Regions from separate parts of the Homo sapiens genome. Here all the other regions are linked to region 1. The links are chromatin loops, found by intact Hi-C in ENCODE. Cell type or tissue: endothelial cell of umbilical vein. All regions are shown on one strand. Region 1 has its middle 2.3 kb from the start of SAMD5. Region 2 overlaps STXBP5 (syntaxin binding protein 5). Region 3 overlaps STXBP5-AS1 (STXBP5 antisense RNA 1). Region 4 overlaps SASH1 (SAM and SH3 domain containing 1). Region 5 has its middle 200 kb from the start of SASH1. Region 6 has its middle 250 kb from the start of SASH1. Region 7 has its middle 360 kb from the start of SAMD5.

The links. Hi-C counts contacts between places; a loop is a spot of excess contacts. Peaks named below come from ENCODE experiments on the same cell type or tissue, not always from the same donor. Only the 100,000 strongest peaks of a DNase experiment are listed, where the experiment ranks them.
Region 2: a loop joins it to region 1, with 7 times the contacts of the local background. A loop is called at or near these places in 10 of 110 quality-filtered maps.
Region 3: it touches region 1 in a loop (16-fold over the local background); 4 of 110 quality-filtered maps call a loop at or near these places.
Region 4: it touches region 1 in a loop (4-fold over the local background); 3 of 110 quality-filtered maps call a loop at or near these places.
Region 5: a loop joins it to region 1, with 6 times the contacts of the local background. A loop is called at or near these places in 12 of 110 quality-filtered maps.
Region 6: it touches region 1 in a loop (9-fold over the local background); 2 of 110 quality-filtered maps call a loop at or near these places.
Region 7: a loop joins it to region 1, with 6 times the contacts of the local background. A loop is called at or near these places in 2 of 110 quality-filtered maps.

Annotation. Positions count from the first base shown.
Region 1 is chr6:147,504,369-147,508,368 of GRCh38, reverse strand. No RefSeq gene overlaps it. Among named protein-coding and RNA genes, the nearest start is that of SAMD5, 2.3 kb to the left of the region's middle. RefSeq lists a silencer at 1,478-1,527. In endothelial cell of umbilical vein, a CTCF peak has its summit at 1,578 (motif pointing left); a DNase peak (open chromatin) is centred at 1,478; H3K4me3 peaks cover 1,585 bases; H3K27ac peaks cover 1,279 bases.
Region 2 is chr6:147,388,972-147,392,971 of GRCh38, reverse strand. STXBP5 (syntaxin binding protein 5) reads right to left here. Exons shown (of 28, transcript NM_001127715.4): 28 at 2,499-4,000. It overlaps LOC124901421 (a long non-coding RNA gene), which reads left to right. Exons shown (of 3, transcript XR_007059802.1): 3 at 1-4,000. Among named protein-coding and RNA genes, the nearest start is that of SAMD5, 120 kb to the left of the region's middle. In endothelial cell of umbilical vein, a CTCF peak has its summit at 1,854; a DNase peak (open chromatin) is centred at 1,861.
Region 3 is chr6:146,856,038-146,860,037 of GRCh38, reverse strand. All of the region lies in intron 8 of STXBP5-AS1 (STXBP5 antisense RNA 1), which reads left to right. Among named protein-coding and RNA genes, the nearest start is that of ADGB, 260 kb to the right of the region's middle. RefSeq lists an enhancer at 2,107-2,266. In endothelial cell of umbilical vein, a CTCF peak has its summit at 2,421 (motif pointing left); a DNase peak (open chromatin) is centred at 2,307; H3K4me3 peaks cover 203 bases.
Region 4 is chr6:148,523,101-148,527,100 of GRCh38, reverse strand. It overlaps SASH1 (SAM and SH3 domain containing 1), which reads right to left. Exons shown (of 20, transcript NM_015278.5): 11 at 1,736-1,810. Among named protein-coding and RNA genes, the nearest start is that of SASH1, 180 kb to the right of the region's middle. In endothelial cell of umbilical vein, no CTCF peak of the experiment used is centred here; a DNase peak (open chromatin) is centred at 1,970; H3K27ac peaks cover 1,483 bases.
Region 5 is chr6:148,142,721-148,146,720 of GRCh38, reverse strand. No RefSeq gene overlaps it. Among named protein-coding and RNA genes, the nearest start is that of SASH1, 200 kb to the left of the region's middle. RefSeq lists an enhancer at 1-290. In endothelial cell of umbilical vein, a CTCF peak has its summit at 1,602 (motif pointing left); a DNase peak (open chromatin) is centred at 1,580; H3K27ac peaks cover 1,655 bases.
Region 6 is chr6:148,088,787-148,092,786 of GRCh38, reverse strand. No RefSeq gene overlaps it. Among named protein-coding and RNA genes, the nearest start is that of SASH1, 250 kb to the left of the region's middle. In endothelial cell of umbilical vein, no CTCF peak of the experiment used is centred here; a DNase peak (open chromatin) is centred at 2,236; H3K27ac peaks cover 996 bases.
Region 7 is chr6:147,866,530-147,870,529 of GRCh38, reverse strand. It overlaps a transcript of SAMD5 not described here. Among named protein-coding and RNA genes, the nearest start is that of SAMD5, 360 kb to the right of the region's middle. In endothelial cell of umbilical vein, no CTCF peak of the experiment used is centred here; a DNase peak (open chromatin) is centred at 1,629; H3K27ac peaks cover 2,935 bases.

The DNA.
Region 1 (4,000 bases):
CCTCCCGGCGGGAAGCCGGTGGCTTCTACGCTGCTGGGCTCCGTTGGCTGCCCTGGGTTGCTTTTCACATTTCTGTTTAATCTGACTCTTCTACCCGTGGAAGTCTGTGCTCACTTCTTCCCGACCCTGCCGGACTCCAGCTTCCGCGCCCGCTGGCAGCCCAAGGACACGTCCCGCCGCCCCACGGCGCTGGGGACGCTGCGGGGTTCAGTGTCCCTTCCTTCCGGATCCGCGTTTGAATCCCCCTTCCTCGGATCCCGTACGCAGCCCAGAGCCCGGCGATCTGACTTCTTCCGTGGGCGGCCACTCAGTGACCCGAGCGGCGGCGTTTTGGCCCGGAGGGTGGGCGCAACGTGGGGACCGCCCGGGTCCAGCCGGCTTGCGCGCCGCCCCTCCTCGCTGCAGCTGGGCACGTTGGGCGGCAGGAGAGGCTGCTGTCTTCCTGGCTCTCCCTTCCTAAGCTCCCGGGTCTGCGAAAGTTTGGGGTGGGTTGTACTTTCTCCTAGGTCAGTGTGTCCCACCCGGTACCCCACCCTCCTTTCTGCCCGGCCCCTCCCCCTCGTCGGCGCTATGCTTTCTCTCCGGGCCCCCCACCTAGTATACTGCACGGGCTCCCGGGGTGGCTTTGCCCCCGGGGACACTGCCAGGCGTTCGGTCCTGGAGCCCGGGAATCCGAGCCTATCCTCTCGCTCCCGCCCGGGGATCGCGTGAAAATCAATAGAGCACCACCCAGCTCGTGTTGGAAGGGACGCTCAGACATCTCCGCCCACGGCATTTTCCCTCTAGGAGGTAACAAAATCAATCGAGTTTCCCCATCATGCCAATGTCTGAGCAGCCTCTTGGGACTGGGGACTCGAGTGGCAGGTGGAACAGACCAAGCGCCTGGGCCCCATTTCCCGGTGTCTGACCTCTTCTTGGGACTAAGGGAAGTGAGGGACGGCGGGGGCAGGTACTGTCTCCTCTCTTTCCGCAGAAGGGCGATTCAGCTTCGCACCTGAGCTGTTTAAGGACCAGATCTGACCTTTTTTTCTGAAGATTGCCCGTGGGGCGTGCCAGTCTCTCGCCCGACCTTGGGAAGTGGACAAGGAGTGATTTCAGAGTCGTTTCTCGACCTGCTGTGTGTTTGGCATTTGGGTGGGTGGTTAGGTGGGCCCTCTTATCCTAAACCAAGAGAGCTTAACCCCCTCTTGGGACACGAACCCCTTAAAGAATCAGATGACAGCTTCTGTCCTTTTGCCCAGGAAAATACCCGACATAGGCGCACCCAAAACGTTCCCTACAGTCGCAGGGGGGTTCTGGTTTCCCAAACCCCGGGACTCACGAATCTCAAATTAAGGACAGCTGGCAGAAAGGACTGTCTGCTTAGGGGGAGGGGAGAGACCAACGCGGAGAGCCGGTGGAGCTGCTTGTGGCCCCAAACTTGGGTCACCCGGGACGCCCTTTCCGGAACCGAGTTAAGGTCTCGGACCCTGGTAGGTGGCGAAGCTCCTGGGCGCTGGGATGCTGGAAGGGCGCAGCCCTCCCCGCCCCGCGCGGGCCGCCGCCTCTCCCTCGCCAAAGCGGACTCACAGTGCCCCCTCGCGTCCGCGCGTTGACCCATTTTAAGGCGTTGTCCCTGTCCCCAAACTCATTCTATTCAGCAGAAGAAAGTGGGCTTTATGGCTTTATACTGGTTCCCCTTTGAAGCACAAATGTTTTTGTCACGTTTATCTTTATATCCCAATACTATCTCAGAAGGACCTTTGATTTTTTTTTAAAGAAAATATTTCAGCAGTTTGAATGATGCTGCTAAGAAACAGAAATTATCAGCAAATATTTATTGGGAAATTACTGTATGCCAGGCATCTATTCACAGATCTGTACACATATGGTAAATAGTAATATTATCCCATATCTTACAGAAGAAGAGATTGAGACATCAAAACTAATTTGCCAACGATCTCACTGTTACGGATGGAGCAAGGGGTTCGAATTCTGGGGGGATAAATTTAACATCAGCCTTCAGCCGTCCAGCTACTCACCTTCGAATCACAGTCCCCAGCCTGTGCTGTGCTGTGCAACATGTAGGGGGAAAAAATGGGCAGGTTGTATGGGGTGAGGATTTTTGTTTGTTTGGGGGTTTTTTGTTTGTTTGTTTTGGGACTGGAAAACTTAAAGCTCAGGAGTTTTTTTGTCTTTTTTTCTTTCTTTCTTTCTTTCTTTTTTTCTTTTCTTTTCTTTTCTTTTTTTTTTTTTTTTTTCTTTTTAACAGAGTCTCACTTTGTCGCCCAGGCTGGAGTGCAGTGGCATGATCTCGGCTCACTACCACCTTCGCCTCCTGGGTTCAAGCAATTCTCCTGCCTCAGCCTCCTGAGTAACTGGGACTACAGGCGCCTGCCACCACGCCCAGCTAATTTTTGTATTTTTAGTAGAAACGGGATTTCGTCATGTTATCCAGGCTGGTCTGGAACTCCTGACCTCAGGTGATCCGCCCGCCTCTGCCTCCCAAAGTGCTGGGATAACAGGCATGAGCCACCGCGCCCGGCCTATAGCTCAAGAGTTTTGTTGTGTTGTTTTCTTTCCCAAGTTGTATGAAAAGTCCAACAGCACGAGTCTGTAGTTCTTTGCCTTCTTATATGTGGCCTTTTCCCCTCTGGGGGCTTAAACATATTCATCTTGTCTTATAAATCCTCAGCGAAGGCAGTGAGTATTTTTATTTCCGTTTTACGATTAGGGATACTGGTTGGGGGAAGACGAATGACTTGCCCAAGGTCACACAGTCAATCAGGACACAGACGAGAACATGCTTGCCCTATCAAAGTGCTTCCCTGACAGGCAGCAGCGATCCTCCTTTATTTATGTGCAAAGCACTCTCCAATTAGGAAATAAAGCATTCTGGTGCTCTCTTTGGAAGGGAAGCCCTTTATAAATTCATCACTTGTTAATCAGTCATAAATAAAACCTACTCACTTTTGACCTCTCAGGAAACCTGCTTTCTGGAGACTTCACTAGTCTGAGCTATAGAGACTTTTTTTTCCCAGGTTTCCCTTCTATTTCTCTTGTACACTTCTACACTTACTCGAGTCCTCTTTGGGTGAACCATTGAGGCTTGTATCTTTCCACTGCTTGCATTAGCATATTGAACCTTTTAATAGATTTCATTCTAGAGGCTACTACGCTAAAATGTGTCTATCTCTGTGGAGACTAATGGCTAAAGTTCAAAGTGACACTGGCAAGAATGGCTAATTTTAAGATTTAGAACTGTAGCCTTTTAGAACTAGAGGTCATTGGAGGTCATACCCAGCATCCAGATTTGCATGGAGGAAGCCAAGGCCCAGAGAGGTCAAGTTCCTTACCTAAAGTTACACAGCTGGTTCATGACAGAACTGGGACAAGAACCCAGATCCGCTTCCTCACATTGCTCTTTGCAATGTACTGCATTACCTCATTTTTGCTGCAAGCTCTTGGCTACTGTCAAAATCATTCATTTACTCATCAAATGTTTATTAAGTAGGCACTTCAGTGCCAGGCACTGAAGCAAAAAAAGAAGGGTTTTCCTTCATTAATTGGAATGGGAGGGACTTCAGCATTTTAAATATGTAGAGAATAAATTGACAGCTTTTTCAAATATGTTAGTTCATGAATTGTAAAGATTACAAAGATACAAAGCAGTGTTTTCTTCTATCTGTAATATTTTCCAAATTCTGTGATCATATTAGCCAAAATTCAAAATTAAACTGTATTTGAAATCCAGACAAAAATGTACTTTGAAAATGCAAGTGGCTACTCTGCTCCTAGTCACAGCGTTAGAACACACAATTTACTCAGAAAACATGGTCAACTACCTCTAATTTTGTGTTACTTTTATCATTGCTTTGTTAGAGTTATATAAAAATTTTCAAAATATTGATCATGCTGATTATTATTTAATATGTTTGGGGCCACACTTACTTTTGCAGAGGGGATGTCTTGCCTAATGAAAATCAATGGGAAAATAGGTTATGGAGAAAGTTTCTTTTTA
Region 2 (4,000 bases), 120 kb after region 1:
TTCAAGTTGGAGAACCACTGCTTAGACTAATGGTATCTGCAGTCACATTGTTATTAAAGGAACATGGAGGTTTTCACTTTCTGAAATGTGTGGTCTTCTAACTTTTGTACTCATGCAATGCTGTAATTTCTGGGCATCTTTGATCTTGAAAGCTAAAACACCTGGCTGGGTGTGGTGGCCCATGCCTGTGATTCCAGCACTCTGGGAAGTCAAGGGAGGAGGATCGCTTGAGCCCAGGGGTTCAAGACCAGACTGGACAAGATAGTGAGAACCTGTCACTACAAAAAAATGAAGATAAAAAACTTAACTGGAAGTGGTGAGGCACATTTGTAGTCCAAACTACTTGGCAGGTTGAGGCAGGAGGATTGCTTGAACCCAGGAGTTCAAGGCTGCAGTGAGCCATGATTGTACCACTGCACTTCTGCCTGTGTGAGAGTGAGACTGTGTCTCAAAAAATAAAAAAGCAAGCTGGATAAACACCCTAGTGAAGCAGCAGTGTGTTCTATCCAAACATACTCCTGCAGTGCTCTTGGGAGTTACAATTCTCAGCCTCAGCACAGTATTTCTTCCATGTACTAATGTGTTTTGCTTTATCTGCTGATATTTTGAGTGTCTGGAGGTAACAAAGAGTAGGGATGGCGTTATTGTATTTACAAACATTATTTACAAATCTACTCAGTATTTAGGAGGGGCCCTGGGAAACAGAGGGATTGCATTATTTCCCTGCTAAATGGGCAAAGAAAAGTAGTTAGCTAAAATAAAACATACTAAAGAGTAAAGAGAATTGGGGTGAGAGGCATGGGGGGCAGGAACAGAAATGAAATGGAAGCAGCAGAGAGAAGTGGAAAGAAAGGTTCAGAGTCGAACTCAGCCCGGGAGAGATGAACAAGGAGGTCTCTTGTTTGGTGGGACACACACACACACACACACACACACACACACACACACACACACTCTCTCTCTCTCTCCTTAATAACTTTAAATGAAGTCCTCAGACTCCCTTCCTTTGCTACTAACAGAATATTCTATTTTGTTGGAACCTTGTTAAATATGTATCTTACTTTCATGCTGTTTTTGAAAAGTTATTAAAAAAAGAAGCTATGGGGTTTTGTTTTTTAAAACAGTATAAAATCATATAAAATGACTAAAACTAAATGTTAGAATATTTCCATAAGTTTAAAGTTAACAGAATATACATTATTGATATTAAAAAGACAGACTGAATTTGAAAAAAATAAAATGACAGGTAAGTATTTTCTTATTTAAAAGATGTTTTAGTCTAAAAAAAGCATTTTGAAAGCTTTCCTTAAGGTACCTAGGACAAAACACTTTTGTACAAAAACTGAAAAAAGCATAAAAATGGGGCAAACATACAATTTTTAAACTAATGGAAGAAAATCAGAATCTTCCTGTAAACTCCTAGAAAATCAGAATCTTCCTGTAAATTCCTATGAAGGGTTACAATGACAACTTAAATTTTTATCTAAAGCAGTGGATAGCACTGTACTATTTACACAGCACATACCCAATATAATGTTCTTTAAAAAGGCATGACCGGAGACATGAAGACAATCTTCAGTTTTTAAAATTTTATCACTTTATGCCTCTATTTCCTAGAAAGACACTGAAAAATTTTTTGATAATAAACCAGATCACTCTACCAAATGATTTACATAACTTTATAATACCTTAGGAACATATTATCTGTTCCATATCTAAGAGTGTTTAGTAACTTTCTGGATAAAAAAGTATCATGAAAATTATCCTTTGGAAAGTCTATGTTTTTTTCCCATGTAAAATTGTACTGCAACGCTTCTTGCTAAAGGCTCACACAGTGAGACGAGACTGCCACCATGTGGGATAAGCATGTGTCACAATAAAAAATATATATATTTCAAAATCAAATAATCCTTCAATGTAATAAGAGAACTACTACGTCTTTTATTCTAAAACACAACAGAAACAGTGGTAAGTACTGTTTGGTCTTCTTTACATTTTTCAAGATTCATTAATGTGATACTCATTTTTCGTACAAGTAGTTGGACACTGACACTCTGTGGAAACTATCCATATCCTTGCTACTCAAAGTATGTTCCAAGACCAGCAGCATCTATATTAGCTTGAAGCTTGTTAGAGATGCAAAATCAGGCCACACCTCAAATGCAATGAATCAGAATCTGTATTTTAATATGATCCTCAGGTGATTCGCGTACACACTAAAGGCCAAGAAGCATGCACTCAGATTTCATTCCTATTCCTTAACTCTCACCCTGTCTCCTTTACTCTCAATCCACCCAACACAGGGGTAGGTGTTTTTCACCAAAAACTCCAGATAGTCAAGAAAAATATAGTTGGTATTACCTGAGTTATATGATTAGCTTCACTTTCAGTAAATGTGGGAATCTATTTTTTTAATCAATTATTTTCTTAGGTTATTAATAGATTAATTCCATAATTCAGAAAAAAATTAGAACAAATTTTCCAGGAAAAAGGGCTTGTTTAGTTTCAGGAGAGATTAGAGTATTTTATTTTGCCCAATCAGAGCCCTTCAGCATAAAGAGACATTCATATACATATATATGAACATTTTCCAGAAACATTAATTAATTTATAATACATTTTTTAAAATACCAGCTTAACGGTATTTATTTACAAAAATATTTCATTACCTAATTTTAAACTTTTTGCTGTGATGACAGTTTGTAAAGTACAGGAATGCAAAATAACTACAAAGTTTAACACGTTTTTAGTGTTTCCAATAGTGCTTTTCTTTTTAGATGAAACAATACACAGATTTTTTTTAAACCGTATTTCAAAATGCATATTCCAGCAATTACCTTTGAGATAGTTACTGGGACTGAGCAAGATTAAATAAAAAGTGCAGCAACTGAAAAACACCTGCAAGTTACAGTTTAAGGTATACACAAGCTAGAGCTCTATACCAAGCATGCTTGCCCCTGAAGTGGACAATGTTAGAAAAACTTAATCTTGCTCTTTTTCATATTGTCTTTTGGTAATGCATTTACAATGAACCAATAGTATAACTAGAAAGCAAAAGTGTTTTTCTGGTTCTAACTATCATGTGGAATAGAGGTCACACCTAAAGTATCACAGTACTATTTATTTACAAAAAAAAAAAGTTAAAAAAATTAAAACAAGATTTACCCTCTTTGCATTGCTTTCCATTGCTATGTTGATTGTATTTTCAACTCCTTACACTGTCTTCAGTTGAAGCAAAGTTTAGACAATACAAAACAAATAGCAAAAGTAAATAAACAAAAACAAACAAAACCAACTACCAAATAAATAGGATTCCATTGCCATTAACCTATATCCATTTGAAATGCCTGAATCAAACAACCTACAATAAATACTGGTTTATTTACATGTCATACACTATAAAATTTTAAACGATAAGCCTCATTGTAAAATACTGGCAAAACTGACATTCATGATTTTTCTGATGTAAAGAATAAAATAAAGAGACCACTTACATGTAGCCCTGGACTACTGTACTGAATTTGTAAATGAATTGTGCCTATATTGTTAAAATTAATTTGACTGTATTAATAACTGAAGAAAGCAATGTTATAACCCTGGTAATTGGGAAGTTATTAAAATCATTTAATTCATCTGAGAAAGGTAAGCCAGTTTTCCCTTTTTTTCTTTTTTTGGTTGTTTTTGGTTGCAACAACTGTTTTCTGTCTACAGAACCTTTTTTAAAACTTCGGAGGCAGTAGTAAAATCATTAATATTCACAGGAAAAATAATTCCCATAGCACTTTACAAGAAATTGATCAGAGTGATGAAAAGTGCAATTAACAAAAGCTGTAAACAGTATCTTCACATTCATTTTCAAATGAAAAGAAAAATCTGTGGGCATAAATTTCAATCCAAGAGAACAAATACCCTAAAAGGGAAAAGAAAAAAGAAGGACATTTAAGATATAGGAGTGCTTTTTTCCCCCCAAAGTAAATACAGATTAAAAAGTCTAAGAATG
Region 3 (4,000 bases), 650 kb after region 1:
TAGCACAGGTTCCTGCTGCTTTCACATGCAGGTAAAATAAGGAGGGATGACATTCCCAAGAGCACGCACATATGCACACCACAAGGTGACATGTGCAAACCTGTGTCCACAACCCACTTCCTGGGTTTCTGTACAAGGTGAAGAAAGCCTTCTCAGAAGTCATCCCCTTCCTTCATGCTACAATTTTGCCTTATGTTAGGCTACCTTGGGAAAAAAAAATCACCAGAATTCTGGTGCTCAGTAGGGCTTTTAGTCATCATAATTGAGTAATCAGATTGAAGACTAATTCCAACCTGGATCCCCTCTCTAATTTTCTTGGCTGTAAATCTATTCAGGCCGCTGTAAAAACAAAACAAAACATACATTGGGTGGCTTATAAACACAGAAAGTTATTTCTCACGGATCTGGAGGCTGGAAAGTTTAAAATGAAGGTGCTGGCAGAATTGATGTCAGGTGAGGGCTCACTTCATGGCTCATAGACAGCTGTCTTCTCACTGTGTCCTCAGCCAGTAGCTGGCAAGGGAGCACTTGGGGGCCTCTTTTAGAAGGGCACTAATCCCATTCATGGGGGCTCCACTCTTGTGACCTGATTACCTCCCAGCCTTACCTCCTGATACCATCACATTGAAGATTAGATTTCAACGTATGGATTTTGGGAGAACAGAAACAGTCCACTGCAGGTCCGGAGTGCCTATAAAAGCATCGGTCTATGCAAGGGACATTGTTTCATCAAGTCTTAAATATTTTCACTGCTACACTCTACCGCTACAGTTCCCTGGTTTCTTTAGCTGTTACTCACTCTTATTCTTTGTTGCTTATATCAAAATTGAAGACCTTTGGAAAGATCCTTAAAGGAGTCTGAAAAATTCAAGAGAAAAACACACAAGAATGCAAATTAGAACAACAATAAAATACTATTTGCAACCTATAAAATTGTCAAAGCACATGAAAAGGAACTCTACTGGTATTGGCTCCTAACCATTGGTGAAAACGCAAATTGGCTCGGTGCTTCTAGAAGACCATTTGCAAATACATGCTGAGTAGCTTTAAATATCCACTGATCTTCAATTTTTCTTTTAGAGATTTTTCCCAAGGAAATAGAAATGTATGTAAAAGTTATTGACCTAGTGATGTTTACAATAGAAAAACAGAAAAAAATAGTGAAAATAGCTTTAATATCCATCCTTATTAAATTAACTGAATGTATTTTGTTACATTTATATGACACATGATAAACACTGCGCAAATATTTAAAATTATCAAAATATTTTAAGTAAAGAAAACAATAGATTGTTAATCTATGTATAATACTATAACACTTTCTAGTATAGCATATAGAATATTAGAAAAAGATCCTTACTTGATATACTAAATTAAATAACAATTATTGCTTGGCTAAGAGATTGTAAGTGCAGTTTATGCTTTTTCTTCTAGATCTATATTTTCCAGATTTTTAAGTTAACATGTCTTCAGTGAAGGAAGCCTGGTTTTGAATTCTTATAATTCTTTTAAAAATAACTTCATAATTTTTCTTTTAACAAAATTAAGAAAGCAAAGGGATTAAAAAAGCAGCCTTATTTACCAGAAATAATCCCATTGTACCTTTTCTCTCCCTGTTAAGCACAAATCTTCTCTAGAATACAGAAATATTCTAGAGATCACTGACGCATTTGAGGGAAATTGAAAACAAAACGAAACAGAACAAACAGAAGCCTTAAACAGTAAAATAACAGCAAGATGAAACTGATTTAAGACAATCAAATAACATCGTTTCCTGTTCATTCTCCAAACACAAGCTTTCTCTCGCTTTGACAGGTAGAATGAATCTGGGAAGGGATTGGTGTCCTCTCCTCTTCCCTCCTTCCGTCCCTTTCTCCCTGGCTCCCTTTTAAAAGCAAGTTGCATTGAACACAGCAGGGAGGTCTGATGGGAGGCACTGGTGGGGCTCCTTGCTGCAGGATGAGAGGATGAAACACACACAGCAGGGGAACATACACAATCAGCATCAAACCCCTAGCACCGGGAAGGCATAGAGGGGCTGTTCAGAAAAGGGTGCCTATGATGACTATTATTATTTAGTCTTAAAAAAACAAAAATCAGGGCAGCCCCTTTTGGAAAACAAACATGAGCACTGAACCAGTGTCACTGGGTTCACCGGCAGCTGCCAGCTGCACGCAGCGCAAGTCAACCAGAAACTCAACTAAGCAGTTTCCAGGATTTCATGGGAAGGATGACGATTCCTGAGAGTCCTTGCTCGCCTCTGGGGAAATGGGCCACTTGGGCCCCAGATGTGCGGGTCTTTTCCGGACTCAGGCCTGCGTCAGCATCCTTGGCCCGCGAGCCTGCGCCCTCATCGTTGCGTAAGAGTCTGTGCGGCCTCGCAGCCCGCGCGCTTGTCATCGGCGCCCCCTGCTGGACACACAGAGAAATGGCGCCTTCGCAGCCATCTGCTTGCCCCAGTCTGTCTCCACTTTTAGGACATTATTTTCTCCCTGTGCCACCATGAGAGGGGAATTTTCTACAGAGAAGGAAAAGAAATAAATCTTACCGCTGGAGCACAAAGCATACCCTGGAGCCCCAGCCAATATATGATTTCCATGGGAGGAAGGGCTGATTCTCAGCAGTTTATTCACACGGGCTCCAGTCCTTTTCTTACACCCGTGCACCTGCAGGACAGAGAGGCCAGGCCTCAGCCTGACAAAGCAGAGAAGGGGACCAGATAGGATTTCTCAGTGCTTGGAGGAATGTGAAGGGGCAGGGCTTGCAGTCCTCTCATGATTTTAACTCTACATCCTGTCACAGAAGCAGAAAGACCCGGAGAAGGCCGGGATGTCCTCAATTTCCTTCTTTTCTGCTTACTCCTTTAAACATCTCAGCAACCGCCTGTCACATCTCCAGAATTACATCGGCCTCCCTTGAAGTGTAAGCTATTACCCTCACCTAGCCATACAGATTTTATTTTATTTTATTTATTTTTTATTGTACTTTAAGTGTTAGGGTACATGTGCAGAACGTGAAGGTTTGTTACATAGATATGCATGTGCCATGTTGGTTTGCTGCACCCATCAACTCATCATTTACATTAGGTGTTTCTCCTAACGCTATCCCTCCCCCAGTCCCCCACTCCCCAACAGGCCCCGGTGTGCGATGTTCCCTTCCCTGTGTCCATGTGTTCTCATTGTTCAACTCCCACTTACGAGTGAGAACATGCGGTGTTCGGTTTTCTGTTCTTGTGATATTTTGCTGAGAATGATGGTTTCCAGCTTCATCCGTGTCCCTGCAAAGGACATGAACTCCTCCTTTTTTATAGCCATACAAATTTTAGAGACATTTAGACCTGCCTCAAAATCTTCTCTGCCCAAGCGTTGGGACTCCTGAGCTTGGGTGGGCGGCAGCCGCACAGTTTCTCAAAATGCACACTCCCTCGAGAAAGGTGGTACCATTATTGTTCAGCTGAGAGAAAGTTAGTCATGCTACCGTCTTCTCTTTGCTCAGTTTGAGTCAGATGTGCCACATCTCTCGCCTGAGCAGTGGCTAAATTTGTGGTCAATGGGGCTGAGCAGAGATAGAAGGGCTGTCAGTCCTGTGCAGGCCAAGGGTGCAGGCCTGCTGGGAGGCTTTCCTGAGAGCAGTCCCTCTGAAGTGTTCAGGATAGCCTTGCCTTTTCATTTTAATCCATGTTATTCGTGCCCTCATCTCCTCATGGTCCTCAGTCTTAGCTGCACTTTCAGATCACCCAGGAATCTTTTAAAAATCACTGATGCTCAGGAGCTGCCCCAGACTCATTCATTTGGAATCTCTGGAGATGGGGCCAGGGCAATGCATCTTTTTTTTTTTCTTTTTTGAAGATTCTCAGGTGACTATAATCATAAGCCGAGACAGAACCACTGACTTCATCTCTGTCTCCCCCAGCTTGTAGGGTGTGACCTTACAAAAGGAGGAACTCAGTAATGAATTCTGATGAATGAATGAGTGAGTGACTGTATGAATGGATGAATGA
Region 4 (4,000 bases), 1.0 Mb before region 1:
GGAGATCGAGACCATCCTGACTAACACGGTGAAACCCCGTCTCTACTAAAAATACAAAAAATTAGCTGGGCGTGGTGGTGGGCGTCTGTAGTCCCAGCTACTCAGGAAGCTGAGGCAGGAGAATGGTGTGAATCCGGGAGGTGGAGCTTGCAGTGAGCTGAGATCGCGTCACTGCACTCCAGCCTGGGCGACAGAGTGAGACTCCCTCTCAGAGGGAAAAAAAAAAAAAAAAAGTGATTTACATGAACCAATGTTCATGTAATCCCAGCAATGGGGGAGAATAGAGGGATAATACTACCGAATTGCCTGGAGAAAGAGATTAGAACAAATGGTGAAAGCTCAGTCGTTAGAAGAGCAACATCTGATTGGATTTCCATCACCATAGCACTCAGTGTGTAAATTTCTCTCTCTTAAAGAGCTAGATTGTGGTCATCTCTCATTCTAGTCTGCATTTTTTTAAAAAACAAACTTCTCCCTGAGAAAGAAAAAAATCATATTTTCTCTCATTTCTAAAAAAGATTGACAGCAGAAAACTATTGGCTTAAGAATCAATATAATTCGATAGCCAAATAAAATAGTTTAATTCTCTTCCAGGAAATTTTCAAAACATTTCATATATATCCCAGGTGGGTATTTTAGCTGACCCATGATCATAACAAATATGAAACATGAAATCTTCATTTTACAGTTTTATGACACAATGCAAAGGACAAGCTAAACTACATGTAAGACTCACCAAAGGCCGGGCGCGTGGCTCACACCTGTAATCCCAGCACTCTGGGAGGCCAAGATGGGCGGATCACAAGGTCAGGAGTTCAAGACCAGCCTGGCCAACATGGAGAAACCCCATCTCTACTAAAAATACACAAATTCTCTGGGCATGGTGGCGTGCACCTGTAATCCTAGCCAGTCGGGAGGCTGAGGCAGGAGAATTGCTTAACTGGGATCTGGGAGGCAGAAGTTGCAGTGAGGCAAGATTGTGCCACTACACTCCAGTCTGGGCTACAGAGCGAGACTCCATCTTAAAAAAAAAAAAAAAAAAAAAAAAAAAAAAGACTCACCTTCACCCTTGGGGTCTGAGAAAGCAAATTTCAGGAAACAAAACTTGTGTGCCACTGTGGTGGCCTGTCCCTAGACTATGACCCCAAAGCAGGTCTGAGAGGGCAGACACCTGGGCCTGACACCAGACCCCTGAGGGATCTGGTCTGCTTTGGTCCCACAGAGACTGGGTTCATTCCAGGACACCCCAGACCACAAAATCCTAGGCTTAGTATAGGCCATGTGGGGCCAGGTACTGGGCCCATAATAAGACTGGTGTTCCAAAATGCCAGCACATACTCTTGGGGACCAAATCACAGGGCTCCACTTCATGGCACTATGTGTGTGTAGTAGTTACATGCTTGCAACTAGCAAGAAGAAAAGGCCGTGTGCAAAATGACTCAGACCACAGAGGCCAGACTTATCTGGATTTGTTACTTGAAGAAAACTGGAAGCAAAGGCATTAAAGGAACTGTGCTACTCAAGGAAGGAGATGGCAGTGAGAGTGGTCATCATTCATTCCACGTGGAACAGTGGAGTCTGTAAGGCAAGTGAAATAGAGCTTTTTTCCAAACGTGACTCAGGATTACCAAGGAAAACGGTACCCAGTATCAATTCTCAAAGATACTCAATGGTGAACTATTGTCAACCTCATCGCCTGAATCCATATTTTTTGCTTTCCTCTGATGTTACTCACCATTGGGTCAGAATTATTACTGCCAACGTGCAGAGAGCGATTCGTCAAGTCAAATCCTCCAAAACTGCAGGTTCTCTGTGGAAAAGAGGGTAGGGCAGAAAAACTTCAGTTATGCTTAAGCCAGCCGGCAGTGCACCAACCCAGCAGTCCCCGTTTGCAGGACATCTCTGAATCACAAATACGTGGACAGGATGAAAGTAGAAAACGAGAAATGATGAGAAAAAAACACATGAGTCATGTCGTAAGGAAACTTCACTCATTTTTCCCTTTCACAGGCCACTGGAACTCTGCCTACCCCAGAGGTCTAGAATCCCCTTAACATGCAAAAACCAACCATTTTTTTTAAAAAGCCTAAAAAACAAAAGAAAAACCCTCCATGAGTCCAGTGCTGTGAGATTCCCTGTCTCCAGCACAGAACTTCCCCTAACATCAGCTACATTCAGTAGAGATAATGAAGGGATATGTGTTAGAGGATCCATGTACTCAGGCATCCTGAAAACCCAGGTTTGAAATCCCACGGCTCTGACACCAACAGCAAGCTTTTCAAACAGACTTTCATTTTGTTTAGCTTTAAATCGCTGAGAAGAGGGGGGGAGAAGGTTATGTTTACAGTTGTCCAATCAGGCCAAGAGAATTACTCACTCACCGCTTCCCCATCCTAGCCAAAAACGCTGGTAACTTTCCCATCGAACTGCCCAAGTTAATTCATGGTGACCCTTTTCTCTCAGTGAATGAAGATGCCACATTTGCCCAGAAAGAAAACGGTTGATTCAGTGACTGTGTTTGACCACACTTTTTAATTTCAGTAGGAACAATGCTGATGTTATAAAGAATGAAAACTTTATTATCCTTTTAGGTGGTTGCAAACTTCACGGAACTGCTTATATCTTAGTGATTTCTGTATTTGCAGAACTTGATTCAAATTCACTGTTGTTTTTCTAGTAAAAGCCACTGAGTGACCGCCCTGTGCCCCACAACACACATTAATGTTACAGCTAATTATCTTTTTTAAAAATCAGTAATAAAAGTTTAATTGTAGATTCGGGCTTCAATATTTTGTATTACCAGCTTCTCAGAGAAGTCTAATGAACAGCTATTAAATGGAAGAAATGAACAGAAAAGTACAATGTATTAGGTTGGTGCAAAAGTAATCGCAGTTTTGCCATTATTTTCAATGGTAAAAACTGCGATTACTTTTGCACCAACCTAATATACTATAAGCATTGCTTATTCATTAAAAAAAATATATATATATATATATATATATAATTAACTGAATTGATAAAGTAGAAACATCCTAGAAGGAAAATGCCTACATTTTTGAAATCACAGAAATCTAGATGCAAATCCTGGTTCTGCCACTTACTTGCTGTGTGATCTCAGGTAAAGTACTTACACTCTCTGAGCTTTAGATTCTTCATTATTAAAATAATACTTATATCATATTTGAAGCCTTCTAGCGCACTGCCTGGCACAAGGCAGACACTCTATGAATGCTGGTTTCTTCCACTACTTTTCATTAAGGCTGTACTGAGAATGTGGTAGTCATCCTGACAGCTGTTATACTGAAGTTGAGGCTTAGTTAACATTACAAATATGCAAATACAGGGCTGGAGCTTTGTTCTGGGCCTTACAATCTAATCTGGGAGTTCAACTATAAAATCAGAGCATACCAGGAATGGGCCACAAAGTGAGAGACGGCCATTGGGGTCTGGAGAGGGCCAGGAGATAAGGAAAGCATTTCGTGACAACTGACATCAGGAGGTCTCAGAGCTGTTCTTATTCACCGATGCTGCTGCTGCTGCTGCTACTACCGACTTGTTTTCTAATAGACATTATCCTAATTCTGTATTAAATATCAATGGGCAATCTGATTTCTCTTATCGTCAGCTTAACTGGACCTATATCTATTCTATAGAAAGAGAAAAACCTTTCTACACAAATATATTCACCAAATCACCTAACTGGGTAAGCAATGTTATGACCACCTCTCAAGGCTAATTTTTAACATTAACCTTCTCTTTCCAGCTTATAATGCCATGTACATTTCCTCCTTCTTGCAAAAGCAGTGATTTTATTCTAGTTCCTTTCCCGTGACTCAGGGCTTCACAGACATGGTATGGCACCCAGATGCCTCATCATTGTATGGCTTTTGCACGTCCCTGCTTTAAACCACAGCATCTACTGCAATGTTGGAGCCCAAGTTATTTCTGATACATATGAAATAAGTGACAAAGAATTTATGTGGAAATTATGACTGCAATA
Region 5 (4,000 bases), 640 kb before region 1:
CTTCCTCAATGCAAAGCAGGTTATTGTCCTTATCTTTAAGAATGAAGACATAGATTTTCTGAGAGAGGTGAAGGTGATGTATGAGGTCACATGAAGGTCACAGCTAGGAGCTGACTCAGCTCATGACACCTCTCGGAAGACGGGGAAATTTCCAACTGAACTTTTTGTAGTTAATACTTGAAAACTTTTGCCTCTCATGAGACTAGGTTTTTTTGAATATTATTTTAAAATGTTTTATTTCCTGACAGTATACAATCTTTATGGTAGGTAATATATTCTTAGAGATGCCAAGAAAAAAAAATTATTATCACCATCTACAAACCACTGTGAATTTTTGTGCTTCCATGGGATACTAAGAGTCAAAGACTTTTTATATTTTTAAATCTATCATTTACCTTTTAGCAAGTATCTGGTTAGTAACTTGGCATAATGTTTTACTCTCTTCATTTTTTTTTTTTAAGAGACAGTCTTGCTCTCTCACTCTGATGGGAGTTCAGTGGCACTATCATAGCTCACTGCAGCCTCGAACTCCTGGGCTCAAGCAATTCCTCCTACTTCAGCCTCCTGAGTGGCGGGGACTACAGTAGTGCGCCACCAGGCTAATTGTTTTATTTTTTGGAGATACAGCATCTCTCTATGTTGCCCAGGCTGGTCTCGAACTCCTGGCCTCAAGCAATCCTCCTGCCTCAGCCTACCAAAGTGTTGGGATTACAGGTGTGAACCACCGTACCCAATCTCTTTTTCATTTATTAAATGAAATTAATCAAATTTACCTGATTTGAAAATTTGAAAACAATAAACTGCTAAGCATACCTGTATTTTGGCTTTAGTTTAAAAAGTGAAAGATGGCAAATGTTTCTTCAATTAAAAATGCAGTCACAATATAAGCATAAAATAACTCATATAACATATTAGGACTACCCAGGAAACAACATATGCAATAAAAAAAATAGTGACAAATATAGAAATACTGAATTTGTAAGGTCATTCAACTTTTTGTACTCCAGCAGCAACAGATTATGAACTGGTTTTATTAAGCACTGTAGCCCCAATAATTAATTTAAAGGTTGCAGCTAGCACAGTGTCTGGCCCAAATAAAGTATTGAGTTAATATATGTTCCCTGATTAGCTTGCTTCAACTGCTTCACAAAGTTTACTTACATTGAAAAATCATGTTGTACCTAATAAATACATCGAATTTTTATGTCAACTATACCTTTTAAAGTATTATACATATATAGTCTCTAAATAATAACTAAATGAGCTGGTGTTATAATGAATCTGTTTCATGATTTTGAATTATTTTACAATAACGGTAACGGAATTCTTAAAGTCTTTAGCAAAATAAACATACGTTCATTCTGTACCTATTTTTGGATCTATAAATCATGAAGTAAAAAGTATTCAGGCCACTCAAATGACATATAATTGGACATAAAGCCTGTGGTAGCATGATTTTAATTTTAGGAGAAATTAGTCTCTCTGTAGACTTTATTCTTATGAAACACTCTCCTATTTCGTTTTTCCTTTTCTTCTATTCCTCCCAGTCGCTGCTCTTAGACATCATCAATGTGCTTGTGTGTATAAAAGGCCGTGGCTCCATTGCGCCCCCTGGTGTGAAGTGTTTGTTCCACCAGAACTCCGAATGTCCAGAATTCCATCTCCATTTTGCTTTGAAACATTGAGTTGACTATTAATATGACCATATTAATGTGATCAAAATAAAAAAGCAACAAAACAAAATTGAGAGAGGACCCTAACCTCTGAGCTCCATCTTCCACCACCAAGTCAATTTTAGTCCATTCACAAGGCTTCAAAAGATTTTAAAAAATACACTGTGTAATGATTCAGGCCTCTATATAGGTGGTAAATGGCAAAGTGCCCATCATCACTTTTTTCTGGACTCATAACTAAGTTATACTATCTCAGGCCCTAGCACAGAATCAAACATAATCTCACATTAGACCCACTCAGTACAATTTTATGAGACATTCTTTCTTGCAGACACCAAGCCAGCCCACAAATATCACAAACTGTGTAAAATACATTCATTTTTATTCTGATGTGATATTCCATATTATGGACTATTTTGTTACTTTAGATTTGTTGCTCTCAGTGGTGATATTATCCAGTTGATGATTTGATTTTCTTTTTGTTCTCATAGCCCCAGATGGACTACAAATACAATATAATCAGTCCCTAACATACGAGTGAGCAGTGTTCCTAAAGTGTATATATAACTTAGTCATTTGGAACTCAAAATACATTTTCCCACAGAAAAAAATTTAAAATATGATAATTCGTTTCCAAGGGTAACCCCTAAAATCAATTTAACCCAGATTGAATTGGAAATATTTTACTAACAGTACCATTTCTACTAAAGTTGGCCAACCATTTATAAAATTATTTGTCCAGGAAAATGAATTCTGAGGTTTACCTTAGGACTACCAGAAACACTCCTCTCTTTCAGAGAAGTAGAAAGACCATCTGGCTTCTGACTGGGGGGCTGCAGGGGGTCTGGCTGGAGTGACCACGCAGATACTCTTTAAGGGCTGGCATGTGCATGGGTGAGGAGAAAAAGGCAGAATTCATACCATTTCCCCAAATCACTACCCGGCCTCTGTCCTACTGTATGGGAAGAACGCTCAGTATTAGATGATTTCGCATTTAGGAGCACGTAAATCCTTCAGCTGAAAGATGCCACGGCATCTACTGTGCTTTCAGGGACTCTCCCCAGACACACAGTGAGAAAGGGATTATGAAATGTAGGAGAAAGCACGCACCCACTCACTTATCAGCACACTCAGTGATCCCTGTGATATTACAGCTACTCTGACAGGTGCTGGGGATACAGAGGATAGAGATGGATAAGGAACTGTCCCTGTCCAACGGGCTCACATTCTAAGCAGGAGTGACAGATATCTATCTAAAGGGTGGTCTGCAAGCATAATAGAAAACACAAGCAAGCATTGTGTTGTAACTTCAGGGGGCTTACATGATAGCTGGGGATACATAATCAACAACCAAAAATTAAATCGGAATAAAGAACATAATATTTCAGATGTCACAAAGGAAACTAGAAGCAAGAGGTGAGGGAATAGTGTACCCTGTTCCTTGACCATAGAACCCCCCTTTTCCCATGGAATATCTTACATCACTCAGAACATAACTGTGACATGAAAGAAAACTCAAGGATATTTGAGTGTGGAAAATAAGTAGTATAAATCCAAGAGAGGGAGAAACTTTTAATTAAGCCATGCTAGGTTAACCCCTGTGCTTATCTTTGCTTCTGTCCAAATTTCTCTAAAAAGGTAATAAAGATAACAAAAATAATGGAAGTACACAAGGGATAAGAGAGAATGAGAGAGCAGACAAGGTGATTAAATTCTGAAACATGGACAGCTGAACGCAGGGAGTAACAGACAGAGCAGAGAGAAGAAACCCAAAACTCAAGGCTGGTAGTGGAGTGTCAACAAGAAATTATGTGTTTTGCACCAAAGAACTCCAGCATGTCCTAGGAATTGGAAGCCACAGGTGCCCGGAGTTGAAATGGAACTCGCTGAATTGGTGCAGTTGAACCCTCCATCCTCCTTCCCCAGCCAGTCCCTTCAGCTCCCAGGGGAAGCAGGTTTACTTGCTGGAGAGGAGGAATCACAGAGGCTGTGGAAATGGGAAGGAGACAGGTCATGCAAACACAGGAGTTGGGAGAAGGTATGTCCTTCCCACCTCTGTGCCCCATTTGCATCTCAGAACATTGTCTGACAACTACTAATCTGAGTTGATAACCTCTATTCAGGGGAGGTTAGAGTGTTTTACTCAGGGGCAATGGATCAGCAAGGGGATGGGGGGGATTAATACTTGGGGTCTTCCAAAGCAATGTCTAGGTCCACTGGTAAGACATGAAGTTCATTTGTGCACAAAGAGCATCTGATCAGAATTTTAACACTTCTCTCTTAGACACAAATGGGCTATTAAGGTCATGGGACTTGTGAGAAAACTC
Region 6 (4,000 bases), 580 kb before region 1:
TGTGTGCTTGACATGCATGTGTACTCTGATGCTGTTAGATGAAATGTTCTGTATATGTATGTTCAGTCCATTTGGTCTAAAGTATAGTTGAAGTCCAATGTTTCCTTATTAATTTTTTTGACTGCATGATCTTCCCATTGTTGAAAGTGGGGTATTGAAGTCCTCTACTATTATTGTATTGCTTTCTATTTCTCCCTTCAGATACATTAAAACTGCTTTTATATTTAGATGCTCTGATGTTAGATGTATATAAACTTATTATATCCTCTTGATGAAATTATCCCTTTATTATTATATATCGACCTTCTTGGTTTCTTGTTTCAATTTTTGACTTAAGCTCTTTTTTGTCTGATATTAGTATAGTTACCCTGTTCTCTTTTGGTTTCCATTTGCATGGAGTATCTTTTCCTATTCCTTCACATAAACCTAGGTGTAACTTGAAGTTAGAGTGAGTCTCTTCTAGGTAGCAGATTAAAAAAAAAAATCCATTTAGCCATTCTTTGTCTTTCAAATGGAGAATTTAGCTCATTTACACTTAAAGTAATTATTGATATGAAAAGACTTACTACTGACATTTTAGTAATCCTTTTCTGACTGTTTTGTAGTTCTTACTTATATTCCTTTCTTCTTCTCTTGCTATTTTCCTTTGTGATTTGATGATTTTTTAAAAAAATACTGTATGTTTTGATTATCTTTATATTTTGTGGTCTACTATAGGTTTTTGTTTCGTGGTTACCATGGGGCTTGCATATAACATATTATAGTTATAAAGTGTATTTTAAGCTTATAACAACTTAACTTCAATTGCATACAACAACTCTCCACTTTTACTTTCTCATTTTATGTTTTTAATGTCAGACTTTACTTCTTTTTATATTGTGTATCCATTAACAAATTATTGTAGCTATAGTTATTTTTAATACTTTTGTATTTTAACTGTTATACTAGAGCTAAAAGTGATTTATACATCATCATTACAGTATTAGAGTATTCTGAATTTGACTGTACTTACTTACTCTTACTTACCTTGACCAATGATGTTATTAATTAGTGTCTTCTCATTTCAGCTTGAAGAACTCCCTTTATCATTTTTTGTAAGTCAAGTCTAGTGGTGATGAACTCCTTCAGCTTTTGTTTGTCTGGAAAAATGTTTATTTTTCCTTCATTTCTGAAGGACAGCTTTGCTAGATAAAGTATTTCTGGTTGGCATTTTTTTTTCTTTTAGCACTTTGACTATATCATCCCACTCTTTCCTGGTCTGCTGGGGTTTCTGCTAAGAAATCTTCTGACAGTCTAATGAAGGTCTCCTTGCATGTGATAGGTCTCTTTTCATACTACTTTCAAAATCCATCATCTTTGCTTTTTGACATTTGATTATAATATGTCTTGGTGAAGTTTTTTTTGGCTTGAACCTGTTTGGGAACCTTTGGGCCTCATGTATCTGGATGTCCATATTTCACTGCACTTGGAAAAATTTTAGCTATGATTTCTTTAAATAAACTTATTTTCCTTCCTCTCTTTATTCTCATTTGGAGACTCCTATAATGCATATATTCTTTTGTTTGGTGGTGACTTGTAAATCCCATAAGCTTTCTTTGTTCAATTCTTTTTTCTTCTTTTCTCCTTTGACTGCATAATTTCAAGTGACCTGTCTTTGAGTCCACAAATTCTGTCTTTTGTTTGATCAAGTCTGTTGTTGCCTCTCTATTGCATTTTTTATTTCATTCATTGTGTCCAAGAGTTTGTTTAGTTAATTATTTCTGTTTCTTTGTTAAACTTCTTGGCTGGGTGTGGTGGCTCATGCCTGTAATCCCAGCACTTTGGGAGGCCAAGGCGGGTGGATCACTTGAGGTCAGGAGTTTGCGACCAGTCTGACCAACATGGTGAAACCCTGTCTCTACTAAAAATACAAAAATTAGCCAAGCGTGGTGGTGGGCACCTGTAATCCCAGCTACTTGGGAGGCTGAGGCAGGAGAATCGCTTGAACCTGGGAGGAGGAGGTTGCAGTGAGCTGAGATCATGCTACTGCATTCCAGCCTGGGTTACAGAGTGAGACTCTATCTCCGAAAAAACAAAACAAAACAAAGCTTCTCATTTTGCTTATGTACTTTTTCTGATTTTTTTTTTTAGTTGTCTGTGCTTCTCTTATAGCTCACTGAGCCTTCTTTAAACAATGATTTTTGAATACTACTGTCAAGCAATTCATAAATCTTCCTTTCTTTGGGGTTAGTTATGGGAAATTTATTGTGTTCCATTGATGATATCATGTTTCCTTAGTTTTTCATGTTCCTTGAAGTTTTGTACTGCTGTCTTTGCATTTAAATAAGCAGTCACTTCCTCTAATTCTTACTGACTGGCTTAGGGAGAGAAATAACTTGGCCAGTCAGCCCAGCTAGGTATTCTCTGGATCCCTCCCTCCCTTCCTTCCTTTTCGCTTTCTTCCTTCCTTTCTGTGTCTCTCTCTTTCTTCGTTTCTCTCTCTTTCTTCCTCTCTCTGTCTCTCTCTTTCTTGTGAAAAGGCCTTGCACTGTTGCCCAGGCTGGAGTGCAGTGGTGTAATCATGGCTCACTGCAGCCTTGACCTCCTGGGCTCAAGCAATCCTCATGCCTCAGCCTCTGGAGTAGCTGGAACTATAGACACACACCACCACACCCAGTTAATTAAAAAAAACATTTTTTTGTAGATACAGGGTCTCAGTAGGTTGCTCAGGCTGGTCTCAAACTCTTGGGCTCAAGTGATCCTCCTGCCTTGGCTTTCCAAAATACCGAGATTACAGGCATGAACCACTGTACATAGTCTCAGACCTTTGCTATGGATGCATCCAACCCACTCTCATCTTCTCTTTCGTATCTTAAGATTGTATGCCTTCTCACAGTCTCACTGAGTCACAGTGGATGCTCAGTGCCTCTGCTTTTTTCCTCAGGGTGATGCCCTAGGGAAAAAAATGCTCAAGTTTATGTGCCTTCTCCCAGTCTTGCAGAGGCAAGCTGGCTGATTGTGCAGGCTCCCAAGCCATCTGCAAAGGCTCACACTCACTGTGCATTGGGAGGAAGACTGGAGGGGATGAGAGGGAAATGCACAGGGATCCAGTCACAGAGTGTGTGTGAAGGTGAGCCATGACAAACATTGGAAGTCCTCATGGGGACATTTGGAGTGGGTGTGCTGTTGAGGCATCCCAAATGGCTTTTAAGTGGACTACCTGATGGAATCTGAGAAGACGGTTAGTAGGTTACATGGCCCTTTGTTGAGTTTCCTGGTTAGTTGCTGTGAATCCCTTCCTCTCTTCCCTGCTCCCAGGCTCCCCCAGCTACTCAGTTATGCTGATTTTTTTTCAGTATTCTGGGTGGGGCAAGAAAGAGATAGGCCTCTTGAGTGCATCCTGCACAGCTGGGAAGGCCGGGAGCTCATTCACTATGCTTTTTACTTCCCTTCATGGGAGAAACTTGTGGACCACGTGGGTCTCTCTTGTCACTGACCTATGCCAAATTGGGGGAGGAGTAATGTGGGTAAAATGAAACTGTTCTTCTTACCTTCTTCAGTGCATCACTTCTTAGATTTTTGGTCCAAGAACATGCTGAAGCTTCTCTGGACTCTCAGACTCCCACAAAGTTAATCTTTTTCATGGGTGGCTGTCTAAATTGGTGCACTGTAGGGAGATGAGGGTAGAAAGCTCCTATATTCCTCCATTTTGCTGACATTACTCCTCTGGAACACTTGACATTACAAAGATGGCAATATGCTCTAAATTCCTCTACAGATTCAATGCAATCCTTATAAAAATACTGACTGCCTTTTTTTGCATAAAATAATAACCTGATCCTAAGATTTGTATAGAAATGCAAGGAACCCAAATAGCCAAAATAATCTTGAAAAAGAACAAAGATGAAGCACTCACACTTCCAAACTTTAAAACTTATTATAAAACTACAGTAATTAAGACTCTGTGATACTGACATAAGGATAGGCATATAAATCAATAGAATACAATTAAGAGTCCAGA
Region 7 (4,000 bases), 360 kb before region 1:
ACATAATTATGATGCTGTATTAATAGCAATATATACATATATATATACACACACACACACACACACACACACACACACACTCACACACACACACACACCAAAGGGGATGTAGGGAAAATAGAGTGCTTCTGTGGCATAGAAAAGAGCAACCTTCTGTCTTGGAGGCAGGGAATGGGGATGGAAGAAAATAAGGGAAGGCCTCTGAGAATACTAAGCTCATGCTTGACAGGTGGGAAGGATTCTTCCGGCCTTTATAATGAGCACCTATTTAGTTTCTTCCCAGCACCGTGCTAGATGCATACCCTGGAGGTTTGTATGTGTTACCTTGCTATCCCATTCATTACCTAGAGCTGCACTGTCCGGTATGGTAGTCACTAGCCACAGTGAGCTATGGAGCCCTTGAAAGGTGGCTCATTAGCCTTGAGATGTGCTATGCATGTGAAATATACATGAGATTTTGCTGACTTAGTATTTTAAAAAAGAATGTAAAAAATCCCATTAATAATTCTTATATTGGCCGGGCGTGGTGGCTCACATCTATAATCCCAACACTTGGGAGGCTGAGGTGGGAGGATCACTTGAGCCCAGGAGTTCAAGACCAGCTTGTGCAATACAAGGAGACCCCGTCTCTAAGTCTCTAAAACAAACAAACAACAAAGAAAAAGTTAGCTGGTTGTAGTGGTGAGCACCTGTGGTCCCAACTACTCAGGAGTCTGAAGTGGGAAGATCCCTTGAGCCTGGGAAGTCAAGGCTGCAATGAACCTTATTGCACCACTACACTCCAGCTTGGGAAAAAGAGCGAGACCCTGTATCAAAGTAATAATAATAATAATAATTATATTGATTACAAGTGGAGATGATAAAATACATGTTATTGAAGTTAATTGCACCTGTTTGTTTTTTACTTTTTAAATTGTGACTCCAAGAAAACTTTAAATCCCATATGTGGCTTGCACTGGATTTCTGCTAGATAGCATTCATGTGTATTCTCTAAGGGACTTGGCCACAAAGCCCTGTCCACTCACTGAGCATGTTGGTAGTCAATTCCATTTTCCCCCATTCCATTCAGGAGCTACTCAAGTAGGAAACACTTCTGCCTCCACGTGAGCCCACATGTTGACCCAGCATAACTGCTTTGGAGGCAGGACCTGAAATCTATGCCCATTTGAAGAAAACATCTCCCAAGCCCTCTGGAGAAACTGTACAACCTTGAGAGAAATGCCCTTCAGAAAGCTGCAGATATCTGGACTCCAAGGGCCACAGCATCAGCTGACTATCACAATCAGAGGGGACCCCTTCATCTGCACACTCGTGCCTCATTTAGAGCTTTCAGAATGTGTTTAGATCCTTTGTAACTGATTCACATATTATTCTTAATCAGAGAAATTTCTTTCTCAGAAAAATCTTTCTCAGAGGAATTTCTAGGATGAAAAATGAAACGAACATCCGTTTTCCTTTTGTTTACTTAAATGGTCACATCCTGCTACCCAGTGCAAAGCCATCACCATCTGTTTTCTGTGATCTAATTACAAATGGAATAAGCTCTTAATTCCCCTTTCCATCATTTATGATCTATGATATGAAAATGCCTCTGCAAATACTTCTAGAGTACTTATTTTTGGTCATGTCTTTGGTACAACTTATAGGGGCAAAGTTATTTGTGCAGAAATAAATTTCACTCAGAGGTGTTTACATGACAGAGATTGATATGTGTTTTATATCTGCACACTGCCTGGTTTCCCAGTTTGTTTACTGCAGCCTATCTCAGGAAACCAGGGAGGAAGTGTATTTAATGGCAAGTTAAATGCTTTTTAAAACCATGAAAATTTCTCATTCTTTTAAAAATAACTGTCACAGACTTGAGAGCCTTCTAAGCCAAATGTTACTGGATATGTAATTTGGTTTCATATTTCCAGTACACCACAGAGTGGCTTTTTCTTTTCTGTCATAGTTGATCTTCACCCTTTGCCATCTGGGGAATTTGAACTCTATTTTTAACATTTCATGAGTTGCCAATTTAATGCATTTAAAAGAGGGCAGAGCAGATGTCTAAAACATTGAAGGTAATTAATTAAGTCCCACAATTTCCAGACTACACAAAAACAATTTGCCATTGCCTGTAAAATGGTATAATTGAGTATTATAAATGTTTCCAGGCCAAGTCTTGCTATGAATTATTTAGTGCATCTGTCCTAATTAAAGACCTATTGGAAGATTAATGTCTCGTAACCTGACAAACTACTTTACTTAGTAACAAATTATCCATATAATGACCTCAAACTAAATTTATATAACCCAAGAAGCCATCTAAAAGAACTCACAAGCATGCTTTGGTAAAAGGAATTTTCCCTGCACATTTACCTTCATCTGCTCCATATTCTTTCAGCTTTGAATAGTTGTAAAGGGAAATCAATCTGTTCCAAAATAAGTTTTCTAATGATATTTCTAGCTTCAGTCAACATCTTGTAAAAAGTATATAATTCACATTCCCTCCAACCCTCTTGCAACATAAAGAATTATGCAATAAGGATAAGTAAATTTTTAATATTAAACACATTGGTAATAGTGGAGAATCTTTTTTAAAACATTCTTATTCTAGGCTTCTGTTTTCAGGATGAGAACACCCCAGAGGGAATAGAATTGTTTTGTTTGTTTGTTTGTTTTAGCAATAAGGAAGACACAGAATATTCAGCCACCAATTTTTTAAGCTGACTATTTGGGACATTGACCTCCTGGGGCTGAATCTTAGTGAATCTGATGGAAGTACAATACTGAGGTCATTTAAACCTAAACTTAAAAGCCAACTAGAAGGACCAATCCTCCTTTGGCCTTAGCCACTTAATGTGCACACTACAGCTGTAATCTCTATGACACTATTAAAATAAATCAATAGGCAATAGAAAGGAGACCCCTTGGCCTCGGCTGATTGCATCGCATGATATAAAGTGGTTGGGAGAGGGGAGACGCAGGGTCAGCCAGGGGAAGACTTAATTTTTTTTCTTTTCAAAAATAGAAATCATTCCATCCCATCACAAATGAACTGCCCTTATCACGAACTTCTTTAAAAGGCATTTTACATATTATTTCTAAAGCTTAAGAAAAAAAATCTTTCCACCAAGGTTTCACAGGAAATTTTCTGATTTTTCACCAAGTCCGAAGATATCTTTCTCTCTCCATATATTCACAGGTGGCATATTTTAGAGTATAAAAACATTATCAGTGTTAAGTAAAAAAAAAAAAAAAAAAAAAACCTTTTTGACCAAGTATGCTACAGTATGGTTAATTGTCCCAGAATTGTGAGAAAGTAAATAAGAGTGAATTAGATATATAACAGTAGCACGGGCCAGACATATCATATATACAGGGAAGAAATATTTGGCAAAGTGTTTTTACCGTCATCAGGCCAACAGCAGTGTGTTTGTAAATTATAGTTCACTCTTATCTGGATAGAGAGATTAATATTCGGAAAATTTTCCTTTTCCTAGCTTGGATCTTAGCATTCATAAAATTGTTGCTATTTAGCATTTTGTCCATGTAAATTTCCTTCTCATACAGACTTTCTCACACTGGAAAATAACTCAATTTCTTCTTTAACAGCTCTGTATGAACAATATATATTAACAAAATTTCAAGTCATATGCTTTTAAAGGAAATAAGCCCAACAGAATCACATGGATAGAATGCTACTGTGCCCTTCTCTCTTTCTTTTTTTGTGTCTACGATGTATTTGGTATTCTTTTAAAACGATTTTAGCCAGAATCTACACCATGCAGAAGTATAAAATACCTCTAGTTATATACAGTGGGTTTACTGACTATTTTACCAGGTTGCAGGAAGAGGGTAGTGAAATTGAGTGGGTAAAAGAGAGAGCTAAGTATTTTTTCATAACATTTGTTTTCTGAGTAACCATAGCTCATTGTAAAAATTTGGAATATAAGGAAAAGTATACAGAGGATAATTAAAACTGCCCATAAATCCATCAACCAATGATAATCTTATT